Linked DNA regions of Homo sapiens: region 2 is linked to region 1. A link is a contact called in ENCODE Hi-C or POLR2A ChIA-PET data. All regions are on one chromosome and are shown on one strand. The core of a region is the stretch at or near the end of the contact, and the rest is flanking DNA. Distances in the headings are between cores, read along the strand shown. Region 1 overlaps RAE1 (ribonucleic acid export 1). Region 2 overlaps LOC105372693 (a long non-coding RNA gene).

Evidence for each region. Hi-C counts contacts between places; a loop is a spot of excess contacts on that map. ChIA-PET counts read pairs that join two places held with the same protein, here RNA polymerase II (POLR2A).
Region 2: a loop to region 1 is called in a map with no recorded cell type, with 6 times the contacts of the local background. The contact joins two enhancer-like sites. A Hi-C loop is called at or near these places in 1 of 37 single-sample maps with no recorded cell type. POLR2A ChIA-PET finds 5 or more read pairs at or near these places in 1 of 52 experiments (activated CD4-positive, alpha-beta T cell).

The regions. Positions count from the first base shown.
Region 1 is chr20:57,368,916-57,376,473 of GRCh38, reverse strand. RAE1 (ribonucleic acid export 1) reads right to left here. Exons shown (of 12, transcript NM_003610.4): 9 at 2,893-2,999; 10 at 2,736-2,811; 11 at 1,673-1,867. LOC124904938 (a long non-coding RNA gene) reads left to right here. Exons shown (of 2, transcript XR_007067671.1): 2 at 1-234. Among named protein-coding and RNA genes, the nearest start is that of RBM38, 19 kb to the left of the region's middle. RefSeq lists an enhancer at 997-1,994. Within about 2 kb of position 1,518, at least 9 of the 41 ENCODE cell types and tissues checked have a DNase peak (open chromatin) inside an H3K27ac peak, as active enhancers do.
Region 2 is chr20:57,987,134-57,993,994 of GRCh38, reverse strand. LOC105372693 (a long non-coding RNA gene) reads left to right here. Exons shown (of 6, transcript XR_007067678.1): 3 at 4,597-4,692; 4 at 5,760-5,908; 5 at 6,206-6,294; 6 at 6,856-6,861. Among named protein-coding and RNA genes, the nearest start is that of LINC01742, 13 kb to the left of the region's middle. Within about 2 kb of position 2,579, at least 6 of the 41 ENCODE cell types and tissues checked have a DNase peak (open chromatin) inside an H3K27ac peak, as active enhancers do.

The DNA of each region.
Region 1 (7,558 bases), core at 269-2,768:
CCACTTATATAAAATTCTAGAAAATTCAGACTAGTCCATAATGCCAGAAAACAGATCCATGGTTTTGTGTGTGCGTAAGGGAAGATTACAGTAATATACACAAAAACCTTTCGGGGAGATGACTATGGTGATAGTTTCATGGGTATTTACAGATGTTGAAACTGATCAAATTGTACACTTTAAACAATGACTGTATTTCAATTGTACCTCAATAAAGTTGCTTTAAAAAAAGAACACAGCTTCATGGCTCACACAGCAAACCCTCAAACAGGGAAACACAGAAGCAGCAGCAGGCCTGGAGGGGTCAGAGGGATGGAAGGCAATCAGCTGGACTTCTGTGTCTAAGTTCGGGGCCTCAGGGAGACTCAGGTGCAGCCACGCTCCTGAGACTGGGAAATACTAAAGGTGGAGCGGGCAGGGCCCGAACCAAGGGACGTCTCCAGTCACTGGCTTGTGTGGCAGCAGGTGTCTTGGGAATGCAAAGCGCTGTTTAGAGCCCTGTGGTGGCCCCCCAGGCTGAGATAGCGGGGGGCCAGCAAGGCAAGAGGGGCAGGAGACAGGAGCTGGCAGGAGGACAGGAACCACAGCCCAAAGCAGAATAAACCAGGACATGGCCAAGAAGCAGGGAGGAGAGCTGTATGGAACAGGAAGGGACGGGTGAGTGACCGGCACAGACAGAAAGGAAGCTTCTGGACTGGATGAGGAGGACGTGGCCACAGGGACTCTGAGTACAGCTGCAAGAGGCCAGAAAGTACCTGGCAGTGGACTGAGGAGGGGCCAGAGCACAGGGAACCAAGAGGGTAGGTGCTGACACCACTCTCTCGATAGCCTTAATATACATGGAAATGGTTCCTCGAGCCTTCCATGCTTAGACAGAGGGGAGGAGCTGGTGGACGGGGACAGAAGACAGTGGGAGAAGGCCCAGAAAAGAGCCATGAGGGTGGAAGGAGACGGGGTCAGCGCAGGCAGACATGAGGTGAGCGGGAAAGACACTGCAGGCCACTGGAAGCCCCTCCTATGTGAAGCAGGTGACCTCCCCATCGGAAGCCAGGGCAGGGTAGGGAAAAGTCTAGAAGGCTGTTGTGGGCAAAGGGCAGAGTGGGGTGGGAGGAGAATGATGAAAACCACAAATACAATGATGACAACCTCTCCAGAAGAGCTGAGCAGTGGAGAAACACGCAGGCTGGTTGAAAGCCAACACACTTCCCATGGGGTTGGGCAGAGTACCCGAGTCTACACATTTCACCATCATGCCCAAAGGCCTCAAAAATGCAGCCCCACTCCTGCCAGCTCCTAACTCCCCCTGCCCAAACCACCAGCCAACCAAGCAACCAACAGCACCCAGGCGAAAGCTCCATGACCCGCCCTGCCACCCCCTTCATAAAGTGCAGCCCCCGGCTTGCCTGTGCTTCTGTGCCCAGGAACAGAGCAGCCCGTAATGGCTCACACTGGCCGAGCACTTCCTGTGTGCTGGGTTCTGGCCAAAGGCTGTACTGAATCCCCACAACCATTTGAGGAAGTCCTGCAATTTCCCCTTACAGGGAGGGGACGGTGACCTGCCCAAGGACACACGTGAGTCCTGAGAAGAGTCACAACTCAGGCCTAGGCCTTCTGAACCCAGAGCCTGGCTCTGCTGCCTTGGAGCACCCAGAGCAGGCCCGGGAGTTCTCACCTTTGACCAGTCGTAGCTGGAAGCGTATGCAAATATGTTTCCATTGTGATTGAAACAGCAAGCTGAGATGGGCTGATCTAACTGTTCCGAAGTTTTTAGTTTTGTTCTGGCATCTTTGTCCCAGAAGCTGAATCTACCATCAGATCCCACAGTTGCAAGGGTGCCATGAACAGGATGGAACGCGATTCCATTTACCTGCAAGGATTGACATGCACAATGAGAAGCCAGGCAGAGGGGCGCAGAGAAGGTTCCACCCACGCACACTTCCTGCTTGAGTTAGGAAACAAAGCGCACAGGTACATTTCCTTCCAGCTGCTGCCCGCTGATAGCAAGAGAAACTATCCAGGCTTCCTCCATCAAATGCCAGCCCAGAACCCAATCTTGCCTCCTGTGAGGGCTGCACACCAGAGAAAGTGAGCATGTGGACAGCAAGAAACAAGGAGCAGACCTCAGGAAAATGTTTCTTTTGAGCAAACAGATTTCTCAGTCTGAGCTGTGGGTGTGAACTGTCTACCAGCGCTCCTGAGGGAGGGAGAAGACTCTCGGCAAAACATCCTAAGCTTATGTTCAGAAACAAATACACAACACTGCTAGTTAGGCGGCACGTTAACACAGAAAACAAGGCCAAGTGCGGTGGCTCACGCCTGTAATCCCAGCACTTTGGGAGGCCGAGGCGGGCAAATCACAAGGTCAGGAGTTCGAGACCAGCCTGGCCAATATGGTGAAACGCCGTCTCTACTAAAAATACAAAAATTAGCTGGGCGCCTGTAGTCCCAACTACTTGGGAGGCTGAGGCAGGAGAATCGCTTGAACCCAGGAGGCGGAGGTTGCAGTGAGGTGATATCACGCCACTGCACTCCAGCCTGGGCGACAGAGCGACTCCGTCTCAAAAACAACAACAAAAATCCACAGAAACCTGAAGCCTACAGCATAAGCCACTTATCTCCGGACATGAACACACAAGCTCTTCAGTGATGAGTCTTTTCTGATCCCACAATTCCTCAGCCACCTCCAAGTCTGGTTTCCAGATGTATTACCACGGTTAAAGTGTCTAAAAACGTACCGCATAAATGTCCTGAGGAGCTGAAGTGTTGGTTCCATTAGATCGATGACATTTAAAGGTGAAGTTATCTTTGGCGCTGAAAGACAAAGGTTCATGTAAGTCTTCCTTTGTTAAAAAAAGTCCAGTGAAATCTGCAAGCTGACAGAGTCACACTTACGGGTTCGGGGGGTTGATATAGTGAATAGCAACTCTCCCCTCGATACTTCCCAGGGCAAAACCAGTAGGCTTGTTCTGTTTGTCTTTAAAAATAGCCACACACCGATGCTACAGTTAAAATAAAAAAGAGACATAATCACAGCATAATATAAGATTTCATGACTAACGTGAAGGTAAGTCATTTTTACCCCATGTTTAGGTTTTAGAAGAACCAGAAAAAATCACTCAAATATGATACAGCAGTAAGCATTGCTTTCTAACTCCTTAGTAACTCCATCTAAGCAGTGAGTTTATGACCCAACTGCACACCCTGTGCTCCTCCCCCGCCCCCGCTGCTCGCTCTCCCTCTGCCACCCTGCAAGGCCGCGTTCACGCCAGCAGAGCCCCATGGGCTGCGAGGCAGACAGCGGCCCTGCCTGTGGGGAATGGAGACGTCCCTGGCTAGGCAGACACCCCTCAGGAGGTCACCCGAAGCTTCTGCGCTTCTGCCTCCCCAGCTGGAGGAGGGATGCAGGCTCTGCCGCACCCGTCTCACAGGGTAACAGGGTGAAGGGGACGGTGGGTGCAGTGGCCATGCTACAGACAAGCAACACGCTGCACTTCGCCCAGTGTTGAGTGTGAGGGCCCAAGGGCAGGTCTCTATTCTACAGAAGAACCCAGAAATTCCACTACCCAGCCTCCTGGGCAGAAAAGCCGACCACCCCGAGGAGAAGCCAACTTTGGAGTTACCACTTCCTCCTTCCAGTCGTGGCAACCTGGCCAAAGCTTGGAGGGCCATCCACCCTGCCTAAGCTGGTCATCTGAGCTTCCGTGTGAGTTCAGGGGAAGCCTGGCAGGACCCAGGCAGGGGCCAGGCAAGACGAAGGGAGAAGCAGCCTCTGGCATCGTGACAGCTGCTGGTGATGCACGTTTCCTAAGTACGAAGGAAAACGGCCTCCTCTTTCATTCCTGTACTGTTTGCTCCCCTGCCTTTTTAAAAACTGCCAGACCATTACTTTTGTGAGTACGAAGAAAAAAAGTAAAGCAAACTGACAAACATCTGTAAGTTCTTAGATGACAGAAAAGGCCATGGCTGGTCATCAGCACAGGGTCTACTGTGCGGCACACCAGGAACTGCACAATGCCAGGGGTGTCACTTGCACCAAGAGCCACATGCACTGGCCCTGTGCAAAGGCCGATGGCAATCAGTTCTCAACAACGGAGAGGCCAGGGCGCTAGCACCGGGTGGCAGGAAGTGAAGCCAGATGGGACCAGGTTTTTTTTGGATTCAACCAAAAGGAAATGGGGAGGCAGGGAAGGGCTTAGGCTGGGGTCCGGCAAGGCCAGTGGTGCCGCTTACAAGAGCCCCTGCCTCAGCTCCGGAGGACGCCTTGAACCAGGGCCAAGGTCTAAGTGCTGATTTTACTGTGGTAAGAAGAGTGAACATGAGAGCCACCGCTTAACACATTTCTAAGTCTACATTATTGTTGACTACAGGTACCATGTAGTACGGCATATCTCTAGAACATTCTCATCTTGTTTAATGAAATTTCATCCCATTGATTAAGTAGCTCCCCATTTCCCTCTCCCCCAATCCCCTGATGACCGCCATTCCACCCTTTACTTCTGTGAGTCTATGCTGGATATCACATTTAAGTGGAACCATGCAGTTTCTTTCTGTGTCTGGCTTATTTCATTTTGCATAATCTCCTTCATGGTCACCCACGTTGTCACGAATGGCAGGATTTCCTTCTTTCAGGCTGCACGCACAGCATCCTACTGCAGGTATACACTTCATTTTCTTTATCTGTTCACTTGGCTATTGTGAACAGTGCTGCAAGGAACACTAGCAGTACAGGTCTCTCTTCAAAATACCCATTTTGATTCTTTTGAATCAAGACCTGTAAGTGGAACTGCTAGATCGTATGGTGATTCTGTTTTTCATGTTTTGAGGCCTCCAGTTTTCTGTAACGGTTGTGGCATTTTGCATCCCCCCAACAGTGCACAAGGGTTCCATGTTCCCCACACCCTCCCCAGCGCTTGTTATCTTTGGGCTTTCTGGTAACAGTGGTCCCATCAGCTAGGAGATGGTATCTCACTGTGGTTTTTGTTTGCCTTTCCTTGATAGTTAGGATGTTAAGCACATTTCCATACACCTGCTGGGTATTTGTATGTCTTCTTTGGAGACATGTCTATTCAAGTCTTTGGTCCATTTTTCACGTCACCAGTTTTCTCACTATTGAGTTGCAGGGGTTCCTTACGTATTTTGGAAATCAATCCCTTGTCAGAAATAGCCTCCAGATGTTTTCTCCCATTCCACAGGCTGCCTTTTCACTCTTTTCCATGGTTCCCTCTGCTGTGCAAGAGCTGTTAGTTTAACACAGTTCCACTTGGCCATTTTTGCTTTTGTTGCCTGTGCTTTTTGGTGTCATATCCAAGAAATTACTGCCAAGACCAATGTCATAGAGTTCTGATCTAAGTGCTTTCCAAGATTTGAATTAGATGTGGTGGCAGGAGGGAGGGAGAAAAATGAACAGATTCCCAAATAATTTCAGGGTAGAGGGGAGGAGACTGAGGATTAGTGAGACAGGAGAGGGAAAGTTCCAATCAGGGGTGACCTCAAGATTTCTGGCTATAACAAAGGAGATGGAGGTCCCATTGAATGGGCTGTGAAGCACATCAGGAGCAACAGGCTGGTGGTGGCCGAGAGGGGCAGGTTCAGATCAAATGTTCACTCTGCAAATATTCACAGAGCACCTTTTACACTTAAGGCCCTCCTCCAAGTGCTGGGAGGCAGCAACAAATACAAACAAAAATCTCTGCTCTCATGGAGTTTACATTCTAGTAGGCAAAAGAAGGGAAATATTTAGTATGTATATGACATCCATACATACGTATAAAGTAGATGGTACTGGTGGCAGTAGCAAGGGAGAATCCTGAGGCAAGGGTAACATGTGAATAAAGAGCTACAGAATGTAGTCTTGGGTTTGGTGTGGGATACCGTAGCTTCAGACGCCTGGGAGACACACCAAGGAGCTGTCCGACTGGGTGTCCATGTCAGGAGCACAGGAATGAGGTACGAGTCTCCAGTCCACAGGGCGTGGCTGAGCGACAGTGGATGGGAGATCAGTTGTGCTTGGGTGGAGGAGGCAGCGGCTTAGGGAGATGTCTGTGGAACCTCCACATTCAGCCAAGAGCCAGCAAGGATAGAAGAGCCACAGAGGTAGCGGGTAAGAGGCTGGCAAGACAGCAGCCAGGGGAAATGTTTCTTGTAAGAACAGTGAATGAAGCTCTGTTCCAGTAAGAGGATGGGTGTCCAGGGTCCCCTGGAATTACCAATGAGGATGCCACTGGTAGTCACGCCAAAAACAGTTCTGGTGGAACAATGGGGGGCAAAGGTCTCACTGAGTTAGAAATGAGTGGGAGGTGAGGGAATAAAGGACATTTCATCCAAGATGCCCCACTGCGGAAGGAATAGGGACGCGGGCAGTACTGGAGGAGGATGTGGGGATCAAGGGAGGTGTGTTTTCTAGGATCAACTAGACTTGAGCTAGTGTCAGTGCTAAGGGAGAAGTACTACGCGGCAGGAGAGACGGGTGTATGGGAAAGAGGTGATACTCTGCATACGGTTCCTGAGAAGGCTGGAGGGCATGGGTCCCACCACAAAACTGGCCTTAGCAGGACGGCTTCCACCTCATGGGGGAAAAGGCAGGGGAGGAGGCAAGCACGGGCAGATTTCTAGATCTGGCAGGAGAAAGAGGAGGAAGTTCCCATTAGCTTCTTTTTTCTCTGAGCAAGAGCTGATCTGATTGGCTGAGACAAAGACTAAAGGAAGGAGAAGCTGACAAGAGTGCAGGCCCAGCAGCCCTGTGGCAAGTGGAGGATTGAGCTAAGGTGAAAAAGCTAGCAAGCATCTAGGCATGATGCAGACAGAGTTGAAGTTGGAAGCTAGGAATTTACAATGGAACCAACCCATCCAGATGTGTAATTTTATTCTCAAGGAAACCAAAATATTTTGCCCCAAAATAGACTTCTCTGACATATTTCAAGATGGCTATACAGAAGGGCTGGAAATAATAGCTGAAAAGCTATCTTTGGTGGGGAGATCTGCATCTGCAGAGAAAATCGGCATTGATGCAGCCAGGCTTTCTCCAAGGCCCTTCCCTTGTCCTGATTAGGGAAGATTAACTGCAGTCTGATGCCGTTAAAGGTCTCAGTTCTCTCCGAGGGTGCTACCTGTGGGGTTTCCTCCACATTAACAAGACCACCTTTGCTACACAGACCTCTTCTTCTCTTCTTCCCATAACCTGTCTTGCCACGAGAACCCAATTTACCATGAAAGCCTGTTTTGGGCCATGCCCTGAGCCCCCTTCTTTCTGTGACCTCAAGATGGTATGAAAGCATCAACCATATTGCCTTTAAGATCGTTGTAAGACGCTGTGCACATCAATACATTTGTATGCCATTTCTCCTATTAATCTGTCTTTTACCAGCTACTTTTCAGTGAACCCCTTCAGAGGGCAAAGGAGAAGTTTTCCCTTGGCCCCTACAATTCAGTAGCACTCAGCCATCCAGGGGCATGTTTGGAGAAGACATAAATTCAGTTCATCCAGGGATACCTTAGTATTACTTAATATTCACTCACTAAGTATTTGTGTTTATATCCTTCAATTCACCCCTCTTTGAAC
Region 2 (6,861 bases), core at 1,330-3,829, 620 kb before region 1:
ACCCTGTGCCCTCCCTGGCTTTTATATGCCTTGACTTGGCTCATAAAATGACAGACGTCACCCTAACAACCCCCTCCTGTTCTCCAGCGAGACGGGAGGAGTCTCTCTGCTCTTGGCTGCATTCCCCTACCTGGATCACCATGAAATGTTATTTCCAGTAGACCGAGCGACTTAACGGCTGTCATATGGCACATATCAGGCGGAATCGTCTGACTTGCTCCATCCCATCATGTTTCATGGACCATGATTAGCTGCGACATTCTAAGGCACACAGTGCAGCCTTGCCTGTGACTCCCCTTAAGAACAAATGGCTTCACCTGACTCCAGAGGCTGGCTTTTATTTTGTTCCTTCTTTTTATGTAGTCGGCCTCATGGGAGTGGGTGAGTCTGGCAGCTGCTGACCACCTCTGATCGCACTCCTAAGCCAGGCTCCATGGAACTGAAACTTCAGACTCAAGCTAGATGATTCTCTATGACTTTGCCCCAGTTATCTGAAGCCTGGTTCCAGTTTGAAAAGATAAGTTATTATGGAGATAAAGCCAATTGTGAGATAAAGCCGATGCCACCATCTCGAGACATTTGGGGATGAGTGGCTCTGGCTAATGGGCACTGAGGGCATCCTCATTCATTCATTCTGTAAATATCCACTGAGCATACTCTGTGCCTGGTATGTTAGCACCAGGGACGTATTGAGACAACTAAGACATGTTCACTGCCTTTAAGTGTTCCATCACCTAGAAGGGGTCAGAAATGTAAATGAACAGCCAACATGATCAGGGCCATTATGCAAAGACCAGAAGACCTACAGGAGGCGTCTCCGGGCCGTGGCTGGCTCCCTCTTGGCTCTCTTTGGCTCTAGGCAATGGATCAGGATTGATCTGAGCTCCTCACAGCTGCTTGTCCCTCTTGTCAGTGACTTATTTCCCAGACTCTCTTCGGTCCGGATGGCATTGCGGCACCACAAACAAGGCTTGAGCTGAAGTAGGTGGTCAATTTATAAGAAATATTTTGCTCTCCTGAAAAAGAAGGTCATGTTCATTGGCTTTCCCCTTTTCCTTTCTTGTCTTGAAAGCATCAACATGATGCTTCAAGCTGCAGCAGGTCATCCTGAGGCCATAAGGCCACCAACCTGAGGACAGAAAGTGGAAGTGCTTAGAATTCTAGAGGGGAAGGCAGGGAGAGCCTCTGTCCCTGCCGGCATGGCCAAGCCATGCCCCAGCCACACAGCACCCACCCCTCCCTGCTCGTTGTGTGAGAACAATAAACTTCTATTTGTTTAAGCCACTGTTAGTTGGGTTTCTGATACCTGCAGCCCAAAGCATTCCAATCTAATACAGAATTTAGTACATTTTATCTGGAAGGTCCTGGAAAATCTAGGCAGAGGGGGTAATAAAAAAAATGCACAAAGTCCCTTGTCCTCTAAGGTCTATAGTCAGGGGACATGTAGCCTGGAACTGTTGTCACTCATTTGTGTCCTTCTATCCTGGTAGACAGACCTCCTTGCCTTTCTGGGAGCTGAACAGCTTTAGCCTCCAGGAACCCAGGGAGGTGAAATGAGACTTCTTGCACCTGCTCAGGTTCCCGACACCTCTCTGGAGCCCCATTCTCTCCTTTCACCAAGTTAAGCTGTAAGAACGCAGCACCCACAGACAGTACCTCTCCAACCTGTGTGCTATGTGGCACCCAAGCATCTTCTCAAAATGCAGATTCTGATCTAGTTGGTCCAGGCTGGGGCCTGAGAGTCTGCATTTCTAAAAGGTTCACAGATGGTGCTGATACTGCTGACCTGGGGACCACACTTTGAGTAGCAAGGTTGTGGAGGGTGGCCAGCTGCTTCTAGGACTATCCTGCTGTGGTCAGTACTGCCCTTCTACCCTTGGAAGCAAAGTCCAGTCGAGTATTCTTTACTCCAGCCCACCTAGCTGGAATGCCCACGTTCTGATTTTTTAAAATTATGCCCTTCTGCAGTCGGATGGGACTTCTCAATTTTGGATTCAAAATCAACTCCCTGGGCTTTGCATAGACTCAGAGTGACCAAGTGTCCTGGTTTGCCCAGAATGAAGGGCTCCTGGGGATGTGGGACTTTTCAGTACCAAAACCAGGAAAGTCCCCTGTGAACCGAGAAGAGCTGATCATCCTATATAGGTTGAAGGCTGTTCAATTAGAGGGAAGGCAAGATGACTCAGGAAGGCCTTGGCACCCAACAGTGTGAGCGCCCAGTGGTATCAGCCAGGGCTTAGTGAGCACCAGGCTAAGTGTGGGCATTAGTCACAGTGCTCCACGCCAGTGAAGTGCGGCAAGCCTACTCTTTGGGATTTTCTCTGTCATCCCAGACCTGGGTCTGGAGGCTTGGATTGTGGGGAACAGAAACAGCGAGCTCCCCACCTCCCTGGCCTTGCTGTTGCCATGTGGGGCTGGAGAAGGCCACGCTGTCACAACTCCTCATGAAGCAGTGAAGACTTGGGCTGGGACAGAATGAGGTCATGGGTCCTGGGCACCTCCTGGGTTTGCTGGGGCCTCCCCCGCCTTCCACCAGCCCTAGGCGGTTAATGACTCGCTCAGCTCCTTAACTAAAAAAATGTGTGCTGGCTCCCAGCTGAATGCCTTTAATTTGTCTCATTTGTGCCTGAAGCACTGGGTGTGGACAAACCGAAGTTAAGCAAAAAGGCTATTACCATAATGCGATGGCCCTCTGGCAACGTCTCTTCTGAAACTCCGTCCTCTCCCTAACAAGACAGGCTGGCAAGGAGGGCATGCTAACTCCAAGCACTGGCCCGCCTCTGCCTGTGGACTGGTTTTATTTTGTGGCTCTTAATAGTGGTTTTGTGGTTTTAAGAAGTGGCTGACCTTTAAAAATGGGAAGATTTCAAATAAAAATGTATATTTCTAATCACTCTTAAAAAATCCAGCAGCACTGAATCCACCTTCTGACATAGGAACAATTAGCTGGGGAACAAGGACAGGCTGCCCTGGTGGGTGCAGTGGGGGTAGGGTGGGGTGGGAGTCCCTCAGGCAGCCTGGCCCCTGTGACTTGGCGCAGGTGCTTTTCCAAATCATTTCTTGTCTTATTTTATTAAGTGAGAAATACTAAGGATGCTATTCGTTCTGTTATCAGCACATTATCAGTATTGGAGTCAGTTTCAGAAGTAATTTCTGATTCACTTGCCTTCCGAAGACAGGGCTTCCCACACACGCAGGACCTTGGACCAAAGCAGGACAAGAAGCATTTGAAGTCCTGGAGTAGAACTTCAGAATTAAAGTCTTACATCATTTTCATCATTGTAAAAAAATGTGCATTCATTGTGAAAATGGGTGTGAATTTTTCATAGCAGTATTTGGAGGAACATAATGAGTAGCCGTTAAAGGAGTGACTATCCCATGTTTCCTCTGGGCATTGTAAGAAGCTCTCCAGAAAACGTGAGCCAGCAGCTCTGACGTCTTTCCCGATGCAGTTTTTCAACAGGAAATGTTCATTCAGGCATTTGTGGGGGTGATGTCTGCTCAAATAAGTGTTGCAAAGACACAGTTCTTGGAAGGCAAAACTGAAGCAAGTGAAGGATCAGGCTCATCTCATTACCTGATTTGTTATTTTTATTGTAGAAGCAAAATTTAATGGCATGAAAAATATGGTAATATACAGATACATGAAAATTAACAGGTTATAAAACCATACACAGTGCACGTTATCATTACAAGTAGGTGTATATTTAAATGTGTTTGTAAAAAGAAACATGAAAAGCTGCATGTCAAAATGCATTTAGTAGGTTTTATTGGTGGATAGTTGGATTATGTTTTCTTTTTATTCTCATTTTTTAAAGGAGCTTGATAGTCAATTCTGTTTCCCAGGTTAAGTTTCCTTCAAACTGTTCAACGGAAATTAGCAAATGCTTACCAAGGACCCAGGATGAGTCCTTAGTATGTGCCAGAGATGGTCAGGAACAACAGCTATCATAATGATGACAGCGTTATGATGACGGCATTACTAGTTAGGACTATGTTGGGCTGTATGTCAGAGAAATTGATCTTTAATCCTCCCACCTGCTTCATACCATGAAGCCCAGACACAGGCAATCCAAATAGTGGCTCCACAGTGCTACTGAAACCCAGCCACCTTCTTTCTCTCCTCTTACCCATCCTTCCACTGTGCTTTTCATCCCCACCAGAACAAAATGGCTGCTTTGTCTCCAGACATCACATCCAGAGTCCAAGAAGAAAGAAGGGAGGAAAGGAAAGAAAGGACATTCTAAAATCTTTTTTTTTTTTTTCTATTGAGGAGAGAAAGCTGCCAAAGGATTGTGACCATGGTCACATGGTCATTTCTGGTTTCCAGGAGGTCTGGGAAGGCGAACGTTGTTGAACAGGCACATCTACTAAGGTGCCTATTGTGAAACGCAATTTACTGCTTGAATAAAATTGAGATTCTGTTAGTGAAGAAGAAAAAGAAAGTGGATATTGGTGGAGGACCTTGCAGTGTTCACCCCAAATAACAATGGTGGTCATATCATTTTCTGTGAGTTTTACTGCATGCTAAGAACTGTGCTGGATGCATTAATGTTTTGTGTCAAACATTAATAACTATTATTATTATGATTTCAGACCACAGAAAAAGAAACAGAGGCTCAGAAAGGTGAAGCCAATTGCCTGAAGCCACACAGAATATCAGCTGGAGTCAGGATTCTAACACCATCCCATGTGAGTTTAGACATGTGCACGTAATCCCCAGGACATACCAAAAGAAACAGGCATTCAATATATCAAGGGATAGCCATTTCTCCCAGAGCCCAGTGGGCTGTGGCTCTTGTGTCCCTTAAGACCAGTGCTTCTCGAACTGTAATGTGCATCGGGTCACCTGGGCATCCTATTAAAATGCAGGTTATGGTTCCTGGCCGGGCCTGAGATTTTGCATTCCTAACAAGCTCCCAGGCGATGCCCATGCTTGTAGTCTGTGGACAGCACTTTGAATGCCTGAAACCACCTCCCAGACATGTCCCGCCTTCCTGGAGCTGGCCTCCTGGTTTCAGACGTGTGGGCAATTGGTGCTGAGATCATTCAGGGCACGTAAGGAATGCGCACAAATGCAGAGCTCCAGGGAAGAAAAGTCACAGCACAGGACCCAATAGGAAAACTGCCATTTGGGGAGACCAAGCCAAGGAGCGCTTTGCTCCTGCTGCTTTTCTCAAGGAAGAGCTTGCTTCCTGCAGTAAGTGAAGTCTAGGGTGCAAGGACAAATGATGTACCTCAGACCCAGAGGATTCATTAAGATTTTGATGCTCCTAGAAAATTGGCTCCATCGTCCATGTCTCAGGAACTGGGGGGTTGTGACTTTTTTTCTTTGGTGGTAGGATGACGATGGTGATGATGATGATGGTGATGATGACAAAGATGACTATGAAGAAGCAGTAGAAGGAGATTTGGAAGAGGGAGTAGAGGAAGGGGAGGAGGAGGAGCAAGGTCATCAGAGTTTGTTGAACACTTACTACATGCCTGATCTCATTTAACCCTTAGACTCACCTGGTGAGGGTTGTACTACATTTATTCCCATTTTACAGACGAGGAAACCAAGCTTCAAGGAAGCTGAGTCTCCTGTCCAAGCCCACGCAGTTGGCAAGTTGCAGATCTGGAGTAGAGTACAAAACTCTCTCATCTGTGTCTCCAAGACACCATGACCCATCATGGCTTCCTTCTGCTGGTTCAGGCGTAGTCTCAGAATTTTTCCTGCGCCATTGCCCGCGCCACCCCATCAACCCCATCTGTTGCAGGTAGCTGATGCTATCTACTGCCAGCCTGGAGCCAGGCTAAGAGGAAGAGAAAGAAGAAAATGCCTGCAGAAACATTCTATGTAAAGAACACTTTGGGATCAGAAAAAGAAGCGCGCCCGTGTTTCACTTGCAGCCTCACCCTGCACTAGGTACAGCCAGTTCTGCTCTGAGGCTTGTCTTGAAAATACAAATTTGTTCTAGTGTGATTGACATGTTAGTGGTAATTTGAGCGTGATGCGAATTTGGTTTTTACCTATATGTGATTTTGTCCTCAGGAAATGCTAGGCCAATGCAGAAAACTACATCCTGCTTGGCAAGCCCTGCAGGACACACACACACACACACAAGCATGTGCACACACACGTGGCCCTTCAACGTCACCTCAGCTGTGGGTTAGGAGCCACACCTGTCCACACCTGGTGTTACAACCATCTGCTCCATTTCAGGTAACCCTCCTTCCTCCACTGCACAATCACTTAGAAACTGTAACTCTTCTTGGGCCCAGGTGCACAGGTAAATTCGGATCTTTCCCAAGGTAAGTGCCATGTTTACCTTCGTGTTTATGCATTTCCTATGCATTTAACGTGTGTAAAATGGTGCTATCATTTTATTCAGCTTCTGTCTTTGTTTTCAATGTTACTGGTAATATTTTGAGTGTTGTGCTCCTAACCCCATTCTTGCCACAGGCCCTGCATGCTACCGTGATTTTTAGGAACCCTATGTCACCTCACAGATCTGAGCATATATGAGTTGGGCTCGTCACCCGGCCTTCTGGGAGTCTCAGTTTCCCTATTTGTAAAATGGACATAGTAAACCCATCTCCATCTCACAGAGGATAGTAAAAAGAGCCCTGGCCTTGGAGTCTGGGGGCTGGGCCACAGGTCAGGCTTCAAGACCCCCTGGGCCACGTTGGGGACTTGGGTTCCTGAGATCCAATCTCTGAGCATCAGCTTCACTGTCTGTCGCAGAAGCACCATTTCCCCACCTTGTCCACCTCACAGAACAGCCAGGTGGCTTAGAGGTGAGCTCTCAAATGTCAACAGGCTTTGCAAACTCCAGTGGTCAGCATTATGTGAGTAGTTCAGTCTTTCCACAGGGATCT